Regions from separate parts of the Mus musculus genome. Here region 2 is linked to region 1. Evidence: chromatin contacts called from ENCODE POLR2A ChIA-PET data. All regions are on one chromosome and are shown on one strand. Each heading gives the region's core, a stretch centred on a gene start or an enhancer-like site at or near the end of the contact. The rest is flanking DNA. Distances are from core to core; before and after follow the strand shown. Region 1 holds the start of Gdf15 (growth differentiation factor 15). Region 2 holds the start of Arrdc2 (arrestin domain containing 2).

What was found. ChIA-PET counts read pairs that join two places held with the same protein, here RNA polymerase II (POLR2A).
Region 2: POLR2A ChIA-PET joins it to region 1 with 31 read pairs in embryonic stem cell. The contact joins the promoter of Arrdc2 here to the promoter of Gdf15 in region 1. POLR2A ChIA-PET finds 5 or more read pairs at or near these places in 4 of 5 experiments (Patski and embryonic stem cell).

The regions. Positions count from the first base shown.
Region 1 is chr8:70,630,341-70,636,579 of GRCm38, reverse strand. Gdf15 (growth differentiation factor 15) reads left to right here and starts at 4,485. Exons shown (of 2, transcript NM_011819.3): 1 at 4,485-5,247. The coding sequence starts at 4,968. Gm34154 (a long non-coding RNA gene) reads right to left here and starts at 4,017. Exons shown (of 2, transcript XR_870495.2): 1 at 3,725-4,017.
Region 2 is chr8:70,836,680-70,842,866 of GRCm38, reverse strand. Arrdc2 (arrestin domain containing 2) reads left to right here and starts at 3,147. Exons shown (of 8, transcript NM_027560.1): 1 at 3,147-3,739; 2 at 3,822-3,888; 3 at 4,026-4,173; 4 at 5,321-5,423; 5 at 5,501-5,757; 6 at 5,847-6,009. The coding sequence starts at 3,466.

The DNA.
Region 1 (6,239 bases), core at 3,236-5,735:
TGCTGGGGTGAGAGGTGTGCAGGACTCGGGCTGGTTTATGTGGTGCCTAGAGTGGAGCCCGTAGCTGTAAGCATGGTGTGCAGTATGCCGTATACAGCATGCGAGGAGGGAGAGTATAGAAACTGCCGAATGGCCGTTTCCTGTTGTGGGTAGGTTTGTATTGTGGGTAAAGGAGAATGAATATATCCAGAGGCATTGGGAAGAGTGCAGCGCAGAGAGAAAGAAATCTGTCCCTGGACAGGGCTTTGTAAGAGAGCACAAGCTGGGGTAGGCAAACTGTGGATTATAAGGGCCTCCGTTTGGGGACAGACCTATTTCACAAGTCCCTGAGGAACACTGGCCTTTTTTTCTTTCTTTTTTTTTTTAAGATTTATTTATTATTATACATAAGTACACTGTAGCTGTCTTCAGACACACCAGAAAAGGGTGTCAGATCTCATTATGGGTAGTTGTTAGCCACCATGTGGTTGCTGGGATTTGAACTCAGGACCTTCGGAAGAGTAGTCAGTGCTCTTACCCGCTGAGCCATCTTGCCAGCCCCAAACGCTGGCTTTTATCTACCAGTCAAAAGGCCTGTCTTCCATCCTGAGCTCCTTTCTGGAGGGCCTGAGACCTACCTAGGTCAAAGCACCCTTCCAACTGAACTACAAGCACCCTGTCAACTGAACCACAATCACTCTTCCAACAGAGCTCTAAGCACTGTACCAAGCTGGCCCCAGCCTTCCGTTTAGTCTGTTTTGAGCTGTAGGTGAGTTACCCTCCGTGACCTGGCTGAGCACCAGTCCTCCAGTCTCAGTCCCTAGGGACTGTTTTTCTGTTAGCTGTTCACTTTTGCATGCCTGGGTGCTTCACAGGAGCAGCAGGCGATGGTTCTTCCGTCTCCTCATGACACAGCATTTTCCCCCTTAAGGCACCATGCACAGGAGAAGCAGGCTTGCACTTGTGGTGGCCTGGCAGGAGGAAGGCCAGGCACTACAAACCCCACAGGGACAGCCGCTGTGTCGCTCTGGGAGGACAGAGCAGGCAAAAGAGCCTAGAGGATCAGTGTAATTGGACTTTGGCTACTTTGTGGGTTCTTCTTTCTTCCACCCTTCTAACCCCCTAACACTTGAGAGGAGAGAGAAAAGGACAGAGAGGAACAGGGCAATGTCATGGTTAGACTACTTCCTGCTGGTTAGGGGCATCAAGTTCTTGGGGCAAGGTTGATATTTGTGGTCAGGATGTCTAATTTCTTTTTCTTGTTTCTTCTTTGCACAAAACCACAACGACCAACAACAACAGCCAAAACCCCTCTCTTGGGCCCTAGCATTTATATACCTACTGAAGGGTCCCCCAGAAGTCCAAATGTCACACAGGCACAGAAACTATCTACAGCTACAAAATCGCACCCCTGCCAGGGCAAATCATGGCCAGCTGCTGTGGACAGTGTGTGGTGTGGTCCCAGCTCACCTCTGCCCCAGAGTGTGGCCTTGGGACCCAGGAATGCTGCTGTTTCTGGAGGGAAGTCAGGAACCATACGTGGAAGTGTCCCATATCCCACACCTGGGATTAAAACTAAATATAGCCTTATAGTATTTCTGTGTTTCTCAAGGAAACTAAAATTGTCACTACACCACAGCACCAGCATTGGAGGAGCCTGGAAGGCAGTGGCAGCGGGCAGGCAGGATGAGAGTGTCTGTACTTTCTATGGGATAGAATGTTCTAGAACCCGAGGGGAGATGTCTGTATTACATAAAATAGTACATTTATGTGTTGTGTGCTTTAGAACAATAAAACAATTTCAGTAAGTAAATCGATGTGTCAGGAAGTCAGCCCAGGATGGGCTCAGTGGCAGAGTCCCCTCAGCTGGAGAGAACTGAGGAGGAAAGTCTCTGAGGCCTAGGTGGGAAGATGGACACTGAAGGTGGGGCTTAGGAGATGGGTAGGAGTTCTGTATGACGTTTGCCCAAACCTATCTGAGTTCTGACTGCCTGAAACCAACATCTTTGCTGAGAATTTAGTCATCTTGGTCAATCCTGGACTAGCAGCACCATCCAAGCCTCAGCTACTCTTCCGGAAGCAGAGATGATCCAGGACTCTCTGGACTCTCCTGACTCCCCGAGGTCCTCCTGACACGAGGACAGCAGGTTACCCTGTCCTCTGGGGACTCTCATCCACATTTCAATTGATCTGCAGGGATCACGAGAAGCGCTGTCCCTAGGGCAGGAAAGTTTGTGCTTTCTTGTGTTGACAAGGGTGGAGTTGGCCCAGCGAGGGCAGCTCACCTCTGCCCCAGAGTGTGAGGAAGTCAGGGTCCCAGCCCGCTGAGGTCATTGTTGGCTGGCAGCCCACAGTTGGGCTACCCCACTTCCTTACGTGGCTTCAGGACTGGTTATGAGGTCACCAGCTAAGGATTTTGAGGAAAGAGGAGCCAAGTTGGCACAATGCCACATTCCAGAGTTTTGTGAACCAGAAATCTGTGTTTGGGGGGTGATGATGCTTATCAGAGGATGGGGGACCCCATGGAGCCTTGTTGGTATGGAGCCCTTTGGAGAACATTCCATGAATAAAGTGAATGGCTGACTGATCCTGGTCTTAAAGAGACAGATGCCCAGTTGGTCGTTGGCCTGGTCACCACACTGTAGGAAGAGTGGAATACTATATATAGCAAGGAAGAGCTTGGTAGCTCATTTTCCATCATCTTGACACCCAGGAGACTGAGGCAGGGGGATTGTGGGTTTGGATTCACAGAGTGAAAGTTCTATGAACCTGGAGGAACTGTCCCCTAGGCTTCTGACAGTCTTGTTTTAACCCCCAAGTGACACCCTGACACCTGACTGAGACTTTAGGCCTGGGTCTCTATCGACAAGCAGCTGAGAGTGTGAATTTCAAGGTGCACAGGAGCTCCTACTGTGTACTCAGGTCACATGGGCATCTCTAGTTCTCTACCACAACTTGTGGTGACCCCACGGGATGAAGCTGAAGGTATAGTTGGTCACACACAGCAGTGGGTGTGTGTTGAGGGGGCACAGATGCCTGGCGAAGTGGGATCCTAAACAGGAAGCCCTGGTGACTTTTTTGAAGGGGCCTGTGTGGGTTAGGAAAGTTGGGACCCATCACAGGAAGACACCGAGGGCCAGAGAGGCAACCTGGGCTGGCTGAGGTTGCATCTGTCTGCGGCCTGTGGGGTTAGGTGGGGTACAGAAGTGCTGAGAACATCGAGGCCTGTCCCAGCATCCAGACCGCACAGGGCTCCCCGTGTGGGAGTGGGCAGCTGCTCGGCCCACTCCCGAGCTCCATATCTACGAAGCCATCTGCATCCCAAGAGACTTTGGGCCGTCCCCAGCCTCAGTTTCCCCACCTGTGACCCATGATGGTCCTGTCTCAACCTCTCATCTCACGCAGCAAGACAGCTGTATCCTGATCCTTGGCCTTTGCTCTGCAGCGCAGAGAGGCTGAGAAACTTGTCCAAGGTCACATGGGACCGCGGGATAGTCCCTCAATTTGTAGCGTGCACCCCCGGCCCCCGCTGTACCCCTACCCTGACGATGTAGACCACAGCAGCCTTTCACAGAAAGAGAAACTGAGGCTCAATGGCTGGCCTGGGACCAGAAGACTGCAGTATTATCCTCTGGGATATGATTCGGAGATCAGCAGCTCGCCCAGGGCAGAGAATCCAACTCTGAGACTTAAATTTGGGGGAAAACGGTCAGAGATGAACATAATCCCAGAACCCCACTCTCACCGGCCAGGTGGCCACCATGCTGTGCCTCCTCACAGAGTGCAGATACCTCAAAACTGCCCACAGCTGCGATCCCAAGGGCGGTGCCACCTCTCTCCACATTGATCTTTAAGAGTCACCCCCGTAGGCAAAGGGTCCTGGAGCAAACAGGTAGTTCTGGGCAGTGCATCAGGGGTGGGGCTTGGATCTGAGGAGGAGTGGTCTGGAATCAGTTTGGGGAGGGTTCTGGGGGTCATCCTGGTCTTGGACAAAGGAGATGGCGGGTGAAGACTTACCATGCACCTACCTTGTCTTCACAGGGGGACATGGAGTAACCCTAGTCAGTCATTAACCTGGAGTGACCCCACAGGTCAGAGGCCACCCAGCAGTATGTAAATACTGGGAGGGACCCCAGCAGGAGCCCTTGATGACACCTGGTGCCCCTCCTTGCTCACTCCTGTCTTCCCCAGAGGCCCTAACTACAGCCACTACCCTTTCAGGGCCCAGGCTGACCGTGGATGGGGCTCCTGGCACCTTCATCCTCCTCCTCCATCTTCTATCTGAGCCTGAGACGAACTGCCCACCCCCTCCAGCCACCTGCCGCCTCCTGTTTGGAAGGAGGCCCGCAGCAGATTTCCTCTTCCCTCCATTCCCAAGAGGAACCCCTGGTCTGGGGATACTGAGGCAGGCACAGGGCAGGGCACGTGTGAGCATCCAGTCATCCTGAAAGGTAAATCTGGTTCCTGAAGCGACAACTGTTCGTACAGGGTTTTGAAGGATTGGTAGGAGTCCCACAGAGGACACCGAAGAGGTGCAGTCCCTGATTTGTCCTTATGTCCCAGCCCATTTGGGCACGGCTGTAATGTCTACTCCTGGGACACTGAGGCATAGGGGTGACTTGCCTGAACTTGCCTTTTCTAGGTTTTCCTTGGCTTCACCTTTGATGGGGGTGGAGGGAGGAGGGAGGGAGAGAGGAGGAAAGAGAGAGGGAGAGAGTCCTGGTCCCAAGAGGAAGGAAGAAGCCACTTGAACTTCAGTCTGGACTCCATCACATGTTCTGTGGGGACGATCAGCCCTCACTCAGGTCCCAGCCCGGCGGTTTCCCTCCCTCCCACCCCCTCCCCCTGCGGAGCCCTGGGATTCCCGCCCGAATTAGCCTGGTCACCCGAGTTGGCATCGCACACGGGGGCGGAGCGGACAGAGTCCAGTGGGTATAAAGGCAGCTGCAGAGGGCTTAACTCAAAGACACACTCAGGACACAAGCGACATGGCCCCGCCCGCGCTCCAGGCCCAGCCTCCAGGCGGCTCTCAACTGAGGTTCCTGCTGTTCCTGCTGCTGTTGCTGCTGCTGCTGTCATGGCCATCGCAGGGGGACGCCCTGGCAATGCCTGAACAGCGACCCTCCGGCCCTGAGTCCCAACTCAACGCCGACGAGCTACGGGGTCGCTTCCAGGACCTGCTGAGCCGGCTGCATGCCAACCAGAGCCGAGAGGACTCGAACTCAGAACCAAGTCCTGACCCAGCTGTCCGGATACTCAGTCCAGAGGGTGAGTAGCAACCAGGGACCCACTTCAGGAACACCCTCTCCAAGCTCCAACCAACACACTCAAGTCCACGAGCCCAGCCCAGCTTCCGAGACTCAGTTTCCCCTGCTGTGACCTCTGGAGCTGCCAGCAGCGGGCTCAGCCAGAGTAGGACGGATGACCGTCCCTAGACCGGAGCTGGACAAATGATGTCCAGAGAGGTCAAGGTCGCTCCTGGAGATGCACAGCACTCGAGTTGGGGAGGACATGGGGGAAGGTTAGAGGGTCCTGGAGGGAAGAGGGAGGGACAGGAGCCAGGTTGGGAGCCAAACGGAAAGAACCTGCGGGAACTGGATCGGAAATCTGACGCAATCGCTTGTAAAGAGACTGCTACAGTAACAAGTGACAGTCGCTTGGATGGGAGGGAGGAGGATCCAGGGGACTGGACTCAGCTCTGGGACCCAGCAGGGCTGAGGGCGGGCCCAGGCTGATTTGGGTCACGCCCCCTTACAAATCCGCTAGGGTTGTGTGAATCCAAGCGAACTGTAGCTCTCCCTAAAGATCTGCAAAGCTACACTTGGATGTGGTGGCGCATGTCTGCCATCCTAACTACTCCGGGGGTTGAAGCAGAATTGCCTTGAGTTCAAGGCCAGCTGGGACTACAGAGTGAGAACCTCCCCAAATTTTATTTGTAGCCCAGGTCGATTTCAAACTCAGGGCAATCCTTCTGCCTCCATTTCCCAAGTTCTGGGAAGACAGGTGTAGGCAACCAAACCCTGCTTTAAAGAAAACCAACTTCTGTTTGTTAAACACTTTATTCAGAGGCTTGGGAAAAGGTTGGAGAGATCCATGCTGTCCTGCGCAGGGCAGACCTTAGGGATCTCTGTCGCTAAGAGCAAAATCAACTTTAAGCCAGAAGGTGGCGGTGTACGTCTTTAATCCCAGCACGAGGGTTTGGGGTGGGGGTGAGGGGTGGCACAGAACAGGCAAATATCTGTGAGTTCAAGGCCAGCCTG
Region 2 (6,187 bases), core at 1,898-4,397, 210 kb before region 1:
GAGAGAGAATAAAACGCAGTTGTGAGGCCACAGATCGCCTCGGTCAGAGGACACATTTTCCCTGCCCCGGACTTAATAATCAACGTCATGGAGTAGGAAGTCCGGGTGTCTAGGGACCCGGTTCGTGGGACATGCAGCTGGGCTCCCTGCGCAGCTTCGGGCGCCGCGGGGGTCGGGGGCAGCGGCTGCCAGGCTGGTGATGTTCCAGGCAGCCGCACTGCTGCATGTGCAAGCACCTGAGGTGGTGGTGCGCGGTTGGAGCGCAGCGTAGGCGTGAACGCCGTGGCCAGTGACTTCACCGCAGCCAAGACAACCTGTGACACCAGCAGATGTTACTTCCAGGTGAGCTCGCAGAAGCAGTAGACACTCAGGAAGCTGAGGCAGGTGGATTTCCAGAAGCTCAAGGCCAGCCAGAGCTACACAGAGAGACCCTTTCTCAAGACTTTTCTTAAAAAGTTAGATGTGGCTGCACATATCTGTCATTCCAGCACTGGGGAGCTGAGGCAGGAGGATCAGGGCCTCATAATTTGAGGGTAGCCTGAGCTAACATATACTGTCACAAAAATCATAAGGGCTCCCAGAGTTAGGATTTCACATAGGGACGCCCATCTATCCTGGATGAAGTCCTCCTGCCTGGACTATGTCCCTATTTCAGGCCTGTGACAACCTAGAAATAGAGGTTGACAGTGGAACACTCCCAATTAAAGCAGGGGATTCAGGATCTGTGGAAACCCAGGATGGGCTAGAGAGTCTCCTGTTTAGGACCTCCAGGTGAGGGGGTCCCGATTCTCAAAGAAGCTTCTCGTGTGTGCACCCCGAATTCTGTCTCAGTTTACCTTGCCTTGTCTGCTACTCTGGGTCTGTCCCTGAAGTGGGGGCGGGTCTGATGGTGTTTGTGGATAGGAAGGGAATCTCTCCCACTGGGAAGGAGCCTGTGGCAGACTGCAATGGAAGACATTCCACTGTGAATCCGGGTCATAACCCCTCCCAGTTCACTTATGAGACCCCTAGGGCATTCCTATCCCTGAGCCTTGCTGTGTGCCTGCAGGGCAGATGTGGTGTCTCTGGGCTCCCTGCCCCTCACTCACTCACTCAGCTAAGCCAGGCTTCACTATGCCGGACCGTGAAATAGGCAGGTCAGAAGCGGGGCCCCACATCTGCTTCCAGCTGCTCTAAACAGATAAATCCTCAGTTGGATGAAGGAAGTCAGCGTCTGTCCAGTGGGCCAGGAAGAGACCCCGTTGAAACTTTTTTCTCCAGGTGACTCAAAGGAAATCCTGAAGCCACCCAGACTTTCACTGAGGACTTCCTCTAACACACACGGGGTGGGGTGGGGTTGGGTGGGGTGTGACTTACTCCGTGACTCCAGGCGAAGGCCAAACCCTCTCTCTGGTCTCCGAGACTTATCTGTGTGGTACACTCACTCTGGGAGGGGGCGTCTTCAATTCCCGCACTTTTCTTTAGTCCAAGACCTGTGGGACTTCTCTGGTCCTCCAGGCCGCCTTGTCCTCTCCAGGCTGCGGGCAGGGGGTGCTGCAGCCTGGTTCATAAGGCTGTGAACCTGTGTTCGTTCACACAGCTGGGCTCAGGAGTGAATACGAGCCGCAGTACATCCCATGTCCACCAGGGGGTGCCCGTGTCTACAAATGCCGGGCAGGTTTCCCTGCAGGAGCAATTCTTCCTGTTACATTCCAGAAGGGTCTCCCTATCCCCAGGTACACTGCAGCCCTTGACTCAAAATATCAGAGTCTCCTGGATTTGCTGCCTATGCACGGCAATCCCTTTCTGGATCTGAGGGACTAAGTTCCCCTAGGCCTTATGGAAGTGGAAATTGAGGCACATCCTCCTTGTCCCTTGCCAGGGTCCTTTAGGTTGAATGGGGGTGCCCAATGCGGGGGGGGGGGGAAAGGACCAACACTTCCCTGTCCCCACCAATTCGCATCGCCGGAAACAATGGGCCTGAAAAAAGGTGCCCCAGATAGGTCTGCAGGCGGCAGCGAGTTGATGATTAAGCTGGGAGGTTCTGGCCTAGTGGACACACCTGCGAACCCAGCATCTAAGAGGCTGACACCGGAGTTCCATTGCCTTGAGTTCCCGGGCAGCCTGGGTTACAGTGTGAGATCCTGTCTGAAAACATAAGAAAAAGCCAGGCCGGGCAGGAGAGATGGCTCAGTGGCTAAGAGCACAGACTGCTCTTCCAGAGATCCTGAGTTCAATTCCCAGGAACCACACAGTGGCTCACAGCCATCTGTAATGGCTCTCTTCTGGTGTGTCTGAAGACAGCTACAGTGTACTCATATACATATACAAATAAATAAATCTTTTTTTTTTTAAGTTTAAGAAACAGTCAGGTACTAAGGCAAACGCCTATCAAGTCAGCTCTGGAAGACTGGTGGAGGATGGCAAATTCAACATCGGGCTTGGTTAGAGTACGAGATGCATTGGAGGCTATGTGAGACTTGGCCTCAGAAGAAAATAAAGCTTTCGGGTTCAGAAATCCGATTTGAGCTTTAATTCCAGCACTCGGGAAGCAGTGGCAACCTCGCCTCTATGAGTTCAAGGCCAGCCTGGTCTACACAGTGAGTTCCAGACTAGCCAAGGGAACACAAAACTACTGGCCAATCTTGTAAACAGAAGCAGGGGGACTGTCTCAAGTCCCAGGTAAGTTTGGGCTACATGAGAACCCGTCTCAAAAAGCAACAGAAAAAAAAAATAGTGACAGTTGTCACGCTGGGTGACTAAGACCAGTTTCCCTATTCCTGGGCTTCCTTGTTTGTGTATTTGCGAGACCTAAGGCGGCAGAGCCGCGCTGCAGCACCTCCCACTTAGGCTCCGGTTCAGAACCAAGCAAGGGTTATTTTGTCTGGAGCCTCGTGAGGCCACGCCCCACCGCGCTATTGGTGAAGTTCTTTCCGGTAGGCGAGGCTTTCTCTAACGCCCCGCCCCGCCCCGCCCCTCGATGCTACTGACTTTCTCGCAGGAGCTGATTTTGCCCCCTCAGACCACGCCCTTCACACGCTATTGGCCTGGTCCCTTGTAGGGGGGGGAGCTTTCTATCAGGCCACCGCCCTCGTGGAGCCTTTGGCCTAATTCTCTCAGCAGAACCAGGCTTTTTCAGGCCCCGCCTCCTCAGCGCGCTATTGGTGGAGTCTTCTCCTGAAGGTGTGGCTTTCTCCTCAGGCCATTCCTTCGCCGCGCTATTGGCCTAGTCTTTTCTGGGGTCCCGTTCCCTACTGCTGTGTTTGCGGAGTCTCTTCCGGTAGGTGCGGTCTTCTCCTCAGGCCCCGCCCTCCAACCGTCCTATAAGTGCGACGCAGCTGCGGGTCCCCAGCGGTCTTCCGTCCTGTTGTCCCGCTTGTGTGTGTACGTAGTTCGAGCCCGCTGCGTTCGCAGTCTCTAGCTCTTTCTTTTCGCGGGTTCGAGCACCTGGCCGATCTCTTTTTTGGGTTCGCGACCGTCACCGCAATGCTGTTCGATAAGGTGAAGGCGTTCGTAGTAGAGATAGACGGGGCGCGCACGGGCACCGAGCCCGTGTTCCACGGAGGCCAGGCCGTGGCAGGCCGGGTACTGTTGGAGCTTGCGGGCGCGGCACGCGTGGGCGCGCTCAGGCTGCGCGCTCGGGGCCGCGCGCGCGCGCACTGGACGGAGTCGCGCAGCGCGGGCTCCAGCACTGCTTATACTCAGAGTTACAGCGAGCGCGTGGAAGTCGTGAACCACCGCGCCACGCTGCTCGCGCCAGGTACGGGCTGGGGACCTTTTGGGGCGCACCGAGCATGCGATTCCCAGGCCTACGTCCGCTGAGCCCCGGGTCTTGTTCCTAGACTCGGGGGATATCGCCACGCTTCCCGCTGGACGCCACGAGTTTCCCTTCAGCTTCCAGCTGCCTATGTAAGCCCCACTGTCGCCTTCTGGCTGGGCATCTAGGGTTCCCTCAGCCCTGACTTCTCGGGACATCCCTCTTGTATGCCCTTCACCCCACTATCTCCTGATAGTGATCCTCTGATTACCCACTCTTGCCACCCCAGCTCCCTGGTGACATCCTTCGAGGGCAAACACGGCAGCGTCCGCTATTCCATCAAAGCCACTCTGCACCGGCCATGGGTCCCTGCACGCTGCGCCCGGAAGGTGTTCACTGTCATTGAACCTGTGGACATAAACACACCTGCCCTGCTGGCAAGTGGCTGCCCCATGGGGGTTGGGGTCCAGCCTGGCTGCTTGACACCTTTTAGATTTGAGGGTCTCAAATGACCTCTGTAACAGGGAGCCAGGAGTTAGTGGTGAGTTTAAAACCCACTATAGGTAAGTGCAAATTCTGAGGGTGCTCACCTGCTGTGTGCCTCTGGGAAGGTATCTTGCTCTTTCCCAGCCTCAGATACCCCATTTGGAAAGCAGGATATGATAGGGCTATTTTTGTTTTTGTGTTTGCTTTTGTCTTTACTGGTTTTGGGTTTTGCTTTATTTCTTTTTCTTTTCTTGTTTGTTTTTGTTTTTTGTTTTGTTTTGTTTTGGTTTTTTTGAAACAGGGTTTCTCTGTATAGCCCTGGATGTCCTGGAACTCACTTTGTAGATAAGGCTGGCCTCGAACTCAGAAATCTGCCTGCCTCTGCCTACCAAGTGCTGGAATTAAAGGCATGTGCCACCACTGCCCGACTTTTTTTTTTTTTTTTAATTTTAGAAAGGTCTCTCTCTGTGTAATCCTGGCTGGTCTGAGATTCACTGAGTAGACCAGGCTGGCCCTAACTAAGCCCATAGAAATATACCTGCTGGGACTAAAGATAGGTGCCACCACATCTAGTCTTGTTTTTATTATTTATTTACTTATTTTGTTTTTTTCAAGACAGGGTTTCTCTGTGTAGCCCCGGCTGTCCTGGAACTCACTCTGTAGACCAGGATGGCCTTGAACTTAGAAATCTGCCTGCCTCTGCCTCCCAAGTGCTGGGATTAAAGGCGTGCGCCACCACGCCTGGCTTATTTTTAATTTTTATTCAACTTTTGGCTTCCTAAGATAGGGTTGGCCAGGCAGTGGTGATGCACGCCTTTAAGGCAGAGGCAGGTGGATTTCTGAGTTCAAGGCCAGCCTGGTCTACAAAGTGAGTTCTAAGACAGCCAGGGCTACACAGAGAAACCCTGTCTCGAAAACAAACAAGCAAACAAACAAACATAAAAAGAGACAGGGTTATGTTATTTGGGGGTATCTGGTCAAAACTTAAAACAGCCCGCTTGTCTCAGTCTTTCTATAAGACTCAGGTCTCCAAGTGCCCAGTGCTCAAAATGACCCTTGGTGTGCCCAGTGCTCAAAATGCACTTGGTGTCTCCCTAGGAACCCCAGGCTGGAGCCCGGGAGAAGGTGGCACGATCCTGGTACTGCACACGTGGCCTCGTGTCCCTCTCGGCCAAGATTGACCGCAAAGGCTACACTCCAGGTAACATGGGGAGCTGTGTGCAGCTGGAATGGGTAATCGGTAGTGGGGAAACTGAGGCAAGCTGCTGTCTGCTGTAGGCGAGGTCATCCCTATCTTTGCGGAGATTGACAATGGTTCCACGCGAGCTGTGCAGCCCCGTGCTGCCCTAGTACAGACACAGACCTTCATGGCCCGAGGTGCCCGCAAGCAGAAGCGTGCTGTGGTGGCCAGTGTGGACGGGGAGCCTGTGGGCCCGAATCGCCGTGCGCTGTGGCCCGGTCGTGCGCTGCGTATCCCCCCGGTGGGCCCGTCCATCTTGCAGTGCCGCGTGCTTAGTGTGGACTACTCACTCAAGGTACCCAGGGCTCCCTTACATCCTGTCGTCCAAACCAAGGGGGAGGGCACAGGTGGGCTGGTAGCCCACTTCGCTGCTGCTCCCTTCAGGTCTTCGTGGACATTCCAGGCTCGTCCAAGCTGCTGCTGGAGCTGCCTCTGGTCATAGGCACGGTCCCCCTGCATCCTCTGGGCAGCCGCTCCGCTAGTGTGGGCAGCCGCGCCAGCTTCCTGCAAGACTGGGGCCTGTGCACCATGATGGATCGGCCAGAGGGTGAGCTTAGCCAACTGGCAAGGGATGTGGGCGGGCAGAGCCACGGCCCAGGCCTGGTCCTTTGTCCAAGGGGTCTCTATACAAGCAGGGACTAATCCCAGGCACCAATCAAACCTGCACCAAGGGCTAAGGAGTCAGCTCAAGGCCAGCTTCCAGTACTTAATAATTTAGAAGCCAG